Linked DNA regions of Mus musculus: all the other regions are linked to region 1. A link is a loop called in an ENCODE intact Hi-C map of the cell type or tissue named here. Cell type or tissue: left cerebral cortex. All regions are shown on one strand.

What was found. A loop is a pair of places that touch in the nucleus more often than their neighbours do. Peaks named below come from ENCODE experiments on the same cell type or tissue, not always from the same donor. Only the 100,000 strongest peaks of a DNase experiment are listed, where the experiment ranks them.
Region 2: a loop joins it to region 1, with 2.3 times the contacts of the local background. A loop is called at or near these places in 2 of 42 quality-filtered maps.
Region 3: it touches region 1 in a loop (2.4-fold over the local background); 2 of 42 quality-filtered maps call a loop at or near these places.

What each region holds. Positions count from the first base shown.
Region 1 is chr11:5,540,806-5,543,305 of GRCm38, forward strand. Ccdc117 (coiled-coil domain containing 117) reads right to left here and starts at 1,412. Exons shown (of 5, transcript NM_134033.2): 1 at 1,072-1,412; 2 at 568-618. The coding sequence starts at 1,253. In left cerebral cortex, a CTCF peak has its summit at 1,562; a DNase peak (open chromatin) is centred at 1,451; H3K4me3 peaks cover 1,784 bases; H3K27ac peaks cover 630 bases.
Region 2 is chr11:5,690,890-5,693,389 of GRCm38, forward strand. No RefSeq gene overlaps it. Among named protein-coding and RNA genes, the nearest start is that of Mrps24, 16 kb to the right of the region's middle. In left cerebral cortex, a CTCF peak has its summit at 1,068; a DNase peak (open chromatin) is centred at 1,063.
Region 3 is chr11:5,704,559-5,707,058 of GRCm38, forward strand. Mrps24 (mitochondrial ribosomal protein S24) reads right to left here. Exons shown (of 4, transcript NM_026080.3): 4 at 1-174. Among named protein-coding and RNA genes, the nearest start is that of Mrps24, 1.9 kb to the right of the region's middle. In left cerebral cortex, a CTCF peak has its summit at 969 (motif pointing left); no DNase peak of the experiment used is centred here; H3K4me3 peaks cover 876 bases; H3K27ac peaks cover 329 bases.

The DNA.
Region 1 (2,500 bases):
GAATTTGTATAATAGTAATGGTCAAGAAAAAAAAGAAAAGGCAGGTATTGAGGCCTGGTAGCATGTGGGCCTTTATAATCTGAACATGCAGAGGCAAACAGATCTAATAAGTTTGAGGACAGCCCTGGTTAGACACGGCTCCACAGACAGGCGATCTTAACAAAAACCAACAGGTAGACCTTGTATATACTCATTTGGAATAAGCTACTCCAAAGCATTGCAGAGTGACCAGGTATCTGGCTACAAAATTTGTAAGTTTCTGGACTCTTCCTAAGGAGAAAGAGAACAGGTTACATGGTTACTACCTCCGCGGAGAACACCAACCCTTCCAATACAGAGCCTAGGATTTTCTTTTTGTTTTGGTTTAATACTTTTGTGTCTGAAATGACAGTTTAAAATGCATGCGCATTTTCCTCTACCTGCCCGCCACTCAGTTTCTGCCCCTAAAAGGCAAACAATGTCAGCAGTTTAAAGAGATACATGTGCTTCACCGTTTTCACTTCAAATAGGATACACGTGTTAAACTAACCGCGACCACAAAGAGGACAAATTGGTCTGGATACTTACTCATCATCCTCCGCCAACCGCTTGTGTTTCTTTCTACAGTGAATGGAAACACTGTTGGAACAAACAAAAACAAACCAGTCACTCACGACTGGAACGTAAATGTAACGTTTCTGCACCATGTATTTGTCGCCTCACTCATCCGGATCTCCCGCCACAAATTGAACATTCCTTCCTTGGCCGTGATAGACCCACACAGGTCCCAGGTGATCACGATTTGCCAGGGGCTCCGAATAAAATAACCTCAGACAAGAAAATCTGAAGTTGTCACTTCTGTCGGGGCAGTGACAGTTGAGCACTCGCTCCAAACCCATTTCTGCCCCCAACATTGCCGATGAGGGACCCAAGTGTCCCAGAGGCATTCAAAGTTGTCCCGGCCGGCAGCCGGCGGCCGCGCGTGTGGAGGGAAGCGTCCAGGCCGAAGAACCCTCGAGGGTCGCCCGCCCTGCGCCCCGGGACTCACGGTTAACGTCCCGAGAGGTTAACGGGCCCGCCCCGCCTGCTCACCGTCCGCGCGCTGTTCTCCCGCCCGGGCTGCTCGGCGCGCCGCGGACACCGGGCCGCGGGGCCAGGTCATGGCCGGCGGCTCCTGGCGGGAAGGCCCGGCCCGCGAAGGCCGGTGGCGGCTGCAGGAAGTCCGCGCTGCCGCTCAGAGGGAGGCCGCTGAAGGGCCGGCCGAGGGCTGCCATGGCTTTCCAGACGAGGCTGCGTCCGCGACCCCAGTCGTTCGTTTTCCCAGACTCCGCAGTGGCCGCCACCAACGCTACCCACGATTACCTGCCTCTGAGCCCTCTTCGGCCCCCCAACCTCACGCCTTCTAGAACCCTCCACTCCGGACCGCCCAGAGACACGTCGGGATTTGTTGTGTATAGAGGGCCGCTGTCGTGAGGCATGCCGGGAGTTGTGGTCCTTAAGGACTACAGGCAAGATGGCCGGGGGTGTACCGGACGAATTGCAGGAGGTCAGGTCGCCCTCACCCGGCCAGAATGACAGACACCCAATCCCTATACAGAACGTTTGAGCTGGGCGTGGTGGATTCCCAGCTCTTATCAGGTGGAGGCAGGATAATCAGACACATTCAAAGCCAGACTTTGACTAAGTAGCATGGTCTAGGCTAGCCTAGTCTACGTGGGACCCAGTCCAAAATAAAAAGTTACACGTTTCTGTTTCTTCTGTAGTAAACAGGATAAGAAAAAATGTTTTCAGAGTTGAAGTGAGTAGTGAATGAATTAAAAATCTAGAGGTGGGGCTGGGCATAGTGGTGCACACATTTAATACCAGCACTTTCTGGGCAGAGGAGGGAAAATCTCTGAATTCTAGGTCAGTCTGGTCTACATAGTGACTTCCAGGCCAGCCACTGTTACGAAACAAAATATAAAAAAAAAAAATGCCTAGGAGTGGGACCTGACAGCTGGAGTTATTATTCTAGAATCTATGGTGAAAGGAAAACCAACTCTAGAAACTTGTTCTTGAACTTCCTTTCGTGGGGTGGGGGTGGGGACTGGCTTGGTTTTGTTCCCTGGTTACACATGCACTCTCATGCACACATATAACAATAACAAATAGAAAATTAAAAGCTAATAAAACTCCGAGAGGGAAGTGCAGCTGAGTGGTAGGGTGCATGTACTCCACCACAATATTTATACATGAAGCAGGTGGATGTGTGGCACATACTTCCAGTCAATCCCAGCTATAGGGAGGTTGAAGCAAGAGAATGGTTGAGTTCAGCCTTAACAACAAAACAGGATGTCAAGGCTTAGAAAACTCTACATGTGTGTACTTGTAATGCTATCTTTCAATTGTTTCTGTGTTTTATCATAAATGAAATTTTTGATGTATTGGATCCCATGGACAATTACTAAAACCCCCAGAGATTGGGAGAGCAATTGGAGGGGAAAAGCAGAAGTTCAGCCTTGTATATCCAAAGATGGTTAAT
Region 2 (2,500 bases), 150 kb after region 1:
AGTGAAATATAAGATGAGCCAATATGAGCCTATACTCAACAAAGACTTCCGAGGCAAAGCAAAGCAAACCGATACTCAAGCTGCCACTGTCTGTGGGGTCATAATTATATTCTTTCTAAACATCTGGCCTCTGTTCCTGTTTGCTTTAGCAAAGCATCCTTTTACCTGCGTGCCCCGGCAAAACATCATTTAACACAAGTGACTGTACAAAGAAACTAGAAGTTTCCTCTTCAGGTCAGTGTGAAGGGATGTGTAGACCTACAGGAAAAGCATGCATGCCCCACCCTCAGTGGCTTTAGTACTGTCACAGAACGGGCTCAGGAACCACTATCATTCTCTCTGATCACCAAATCAGCCCATTTCCTCCTCTCCCTAGAGGCTGCCATTCTAAAACAAATGCTCACTCAGTGTCAAACGCTAACTTTATCCCAGTTTCAGGTGGACTGTGCAGATACTTGAAGGGTTTAGGCTCCAGTTGTTGTTGTTGTTTGTTTGTTTGTTTGTTTGTTTTGTCTGTCCTGGCACAGCTGATTACTGTCATCCCCTAACAGTCTCAGGGAAGTCTGGTAACAACCGATTTTCCTGGTGGCTCCTGGGGCAAGTTATTCAGCAGAAAGCCAGCCAACTGCAGAAACCTCTAGGGAACCAGGAAAGGTGATTCCCCCATTCCAGAACCTGGAGTACCAGTCTTGCTGCGACCACTTGGAACGTCACTGTCATGTGGAGCCTGCTGTGGCTGTCATCTTTACGATTTCCTTCTCTTTTATTTAGAGTGTGAGTGTTTTGCCCATACAGATGTTTGAGCACTGTCTCTGTGCCTGGTGCCTGTGGAGGTCAGGGGAGGGTTCCTTGTCCCTTGGATCTAGAAGTGGGGTTGCAGATAGTGGTGAGCCTCCATGTGAGTTCTGGGAATTGCTCTTTACCCTTCAAGCCATCTCTCCAGCCCCAAGAGATATAGTTTTAACTCAGAACACAGCCATGTCCCTCAGAGTCCAGTAGCTCTCTATTGTTAATAGAGGTCTGCTAAAGCTGCAGTTTGCTTTTCCAGAAGAGCAGTAGCGCCACCTATAGTTGCTCAGAACCGTCCAGGCATGTGGGCCTGGGTACCAGATGTTTTCCATGGATATCTCTGTCCAGGCCTGATGCGAGGGTTCCAGAGAAGGAAAGCAAGTGCAGGCAGGGAGACGAAGTCTCTGCCGCGCCTTCCAGGTCTCATGGTAACTCTGAGCTGCTCTGAACTGAGTCGGGTGGGGCTGGGCCCATGAGAGTGAGGACCTCAGGTGGCTCTCTGGGAGAGAAGATCTCTCTTTCCATGTGTTACAGCTCTTGGAACAAAAGACTCAGATGAAGGAGTAGTTCTCGCACACCTTTAATTCCCTGGATAAGATTTATATACAGTTTTAGGGGTGATTCAGGGTTCGACAGCAGGTATCTATCACTGGCTTGAACTGAGAGTTTGGGGGGAACATTATTTGCATGTGAGAAGGCTTGGTGCTGTTAGCTACATGACTGATAGCCACACACCTCTCCTGGGGGTGGGGTGGGACTGTGGGGGCGGTAACTTTGACAGGAGCCAGGGATCCTGGAGACAAGATCAAACGCCCATGTAGGTGGAAATCACCACCCACCGGATCCCACCCGGGTTCAAGACCTCAGCTCAACTGGAGACCAGGGTGTTTGTGTGCAGCCCACTGCCCCACACAGGCAGCTCATTTGGAAACTGGGAATAGAGACTTCCTGGGCAGAGCCTGATGAAATCCTGTAAATCCTGTGGTGACAGCATCTGGGGAGAATGAGAGGGTAACAGGGTCTCCCCGGGGAGCGACATGGCTAAAAACCCAAAACAGTGAGGCCCTAGATGGCTCTGCTGATTCTGCTGATTCAGAAATGCTCCCATAAGTGAGGCAGTTAGTTTTACCACTCACTTCCCACTGCCTATAACCCCGTTCCAGGGGTCGACGCTTCTTCAGGCACCTGCACATAGACTAGCCACATACAAACATATTCATAATTAAAATAGAATCTTACAATTATTTTTTAAGCATGAACTCACCAAGTCCTGCCAGTACTTCCATAATTCATCCAAGTTAGTGGAGGAACGCTCTGCCTTGATCTGCAATGATCAAAAACCATTTGAATAAACCCCGTGAGCAACAATAGCATCCCTGGAGACCCAAGTTTGTCAGTAGGGCATTGTGGGAGCTGAAGAGCCCTAGTGAGAAGTCCTGAGCCAGTGTGTATGTGAGTTGGGGACAATGCCACAGCCATGGAATTCTTGGGCTTCCTGACTGAAAACTAGAAAAAAAAAATCAAGTATACAATTGGACACCATGGGCAGTTGAGTGGATTTCTAGGCATGAGAGGTTACTGCAGAATTTGGACATGTCGTTAAACATGTCCTTCTGAAAGTTTACATCTGTCCCAGAGATCAGAGATATCAGCATGGGTCAGAGAAGCTGGGTTGTATGTATTTTGCAGCACTCAGCAGAGGCTGCAGAGA
Region 3 (2,500 bases), 160 kb after region 1:
ATTTGTGTGCTGGCAGCTGCCTGAGGACCAGGGCACAGATGTCCACTTGGTTGGCCCGGCGCTTCAGAACAATCTGGTCAGCCAGGCAGCCGGGAAAGGTGCCCATCATAAACTTTCGAAGGAAAACATCCTCCAGGGTTCTCTCTGCAGCATGATCTTCTCCATCCAGGTTACCTAAAGAGGACAACACACAAGCAATCGTCAGCCAAGGGAGCTGTGCAGACCCCAGACCTGACATGGAACAGGCCTGGGCACGCTAACGGAATAGGAAAACATTCTAAAATCCAAAGCGCAGGGATGGCAAGACGGCTTAGCAGGTAAGCGTGCTTAGTGTAAACACCTGCCAATCTTGGGTCAACCCCGAAGTACACCTTAGAAGCCAGATTTACTTCCCCTGTTGTAGCTGCCTTTGAGTCATCTCATTAAACCCTCAGTCCACAGCTCCTCACACAAAAGCCAGAAGCAGTGGCACACACCAGTCAGCCTAGCACTCTTACAACGAGATGACGGAGAACTGCCCAGGAAGTTCAAGAGATGCCTGGAGTCCAAACCACAGCAGACACGAGAAAGAGAGAGGCCTTGTCTCAACAAGGTGGTGTGGAGACAACTGCCTCAGAAAGTCGCCCTCTTCTGACCCCCACAGATGTACCATGCACACATGCACATACACTTGCACACAGTAGTAATTTAAATAAAATCCAAAGTGCCACATAGTCACAATATTTTTTAATCGAGAGATTAATAAATAACTAATTTTGCCTGTCCTTCTCTTTAAAGGCACTGCTAATGTATAAGGCTGACTCATTAATATGAGTTATAACTCAGGCCCAAGGAAAGATTAACAAGGGCTAGAGAGATGGCTCATCGGGTAAGAGCACTGACTGCTCTTCCAAAGGTCCTGAGTTCAAATCCCAGCAACCACATGGTGGCTCACAACCATCTGTAATGAGATCTGATGCCCTCTTCTGGTGTGTCTGAAGACAGCTCCAGTGTATTCATATAAATAAAAAAAATAAACAAATAAAAATAAAAATTGAAAAAAAAAGGAAAGATTAACAAAATTTTCTCCGTACGCAGGTCAGTCTTCTTGAGCTCACAGACACTGGACAGCATCCCAGGACCACACAAAGTGCCATGTCCCCAACACAAAGGCACAGTAATGATTGAAATACGGCTCTGAACTTCCAAAAGGGCACATTTTACAATATAAGCTTGTTCTACCTCGGCTGGGGGCCTTGTTCTGCCCACCTCCCTGAGTGACCTTGAATGACTTGGAGGTTACAGATAAATTTTAATCATACATTGTAAGCATATGCAAGGGTTGAGGGGTTGAGCAGACAGCAGGGTGGGTATAGTGTCTGCCCTGCAAACCTGAGACGGACCTGAACCTGGAGGCCCAGAGCTCAGGACAGTGGTAACAGCATCTGCAACCCCCACGCTCCCACCGTGAGATGCAGCCAGAGGCAGGACAGTCTCCAGACCTTTGTATGCCAACTACCCTGGCACACAAAGGTGGTGACAAGAAAGAGACCCTGCTTCAAACAAGATGAAGGCAAGGACTGGCCTAAGGCGGTCATACACGGACACCTGCACTCACACGTGAGCATGCACATACAAATGTGGATAGACAATTTATTGTCCGGGAGTCAAAACTCCAGCATCACTGAAAGATAAACAGGCAGGTGACAGGTGCACACCTATACTCGCAGCACTGAGAAAAATGAGGCTGGCGTGTGAGAGTTCCAGCGCAGCCTGAGGTACACTGCCACACTCTCTTAAAGATGGTTCAGCAGGCAAGGGTGCTTGCTTGATCCCTGGGGCCCCATATGGTAGGAGAGGGCTGACTCAGACAAACTGAACACATCCATACATATACACACACAACATGCATACTGAAATGGAAATGAACAAGAAAAATACAAAATAGGAAGTAGGGGGAGAAAAAAAAAGCCTAAAAATACGGGTTCTGTGAGCCATGAAGACTGTAGCACATTCCTGCAGTTTTGTACTTGGGTGAACACCGCATTACATAGGGCACACTCTTCCAGGTCTAGGATCCTATGTAGACTTCACTACCGCATCGCCTCCGGGCTATTACACATCTGTAAATTATGGCTTGCCAAAAAAGCACTGTCAAACCTTGTTTGTAAGCATGCAAATACTGTTCTATGGAGGCTCAAATGAGACTTTAGCAAGAAATATTCAAATTCCTTTCAATATGCAAGAATTCCTTTCTTTCACCATCCTAATATGCCCATCACTCATATGTTCTGTTGTCGGTAACATGTACAGTGTGTGTGCAGGCTTGCTCCCTTGACAGACGCATGGAGAAGACCAGGGGTTAACAGCCAATGTTTTTCCTCTATCACTATTTGCTGCTCGTTTATTTTCTAGCAAAACAGCTGCTCTTCCAAGACTGGCTGGCCAGTGACCCCCAAGAACCAAATATCTCCTTCACCCTCACACCCCTTGAGCTGTGGCACCAAGTGCTCATTTAGGA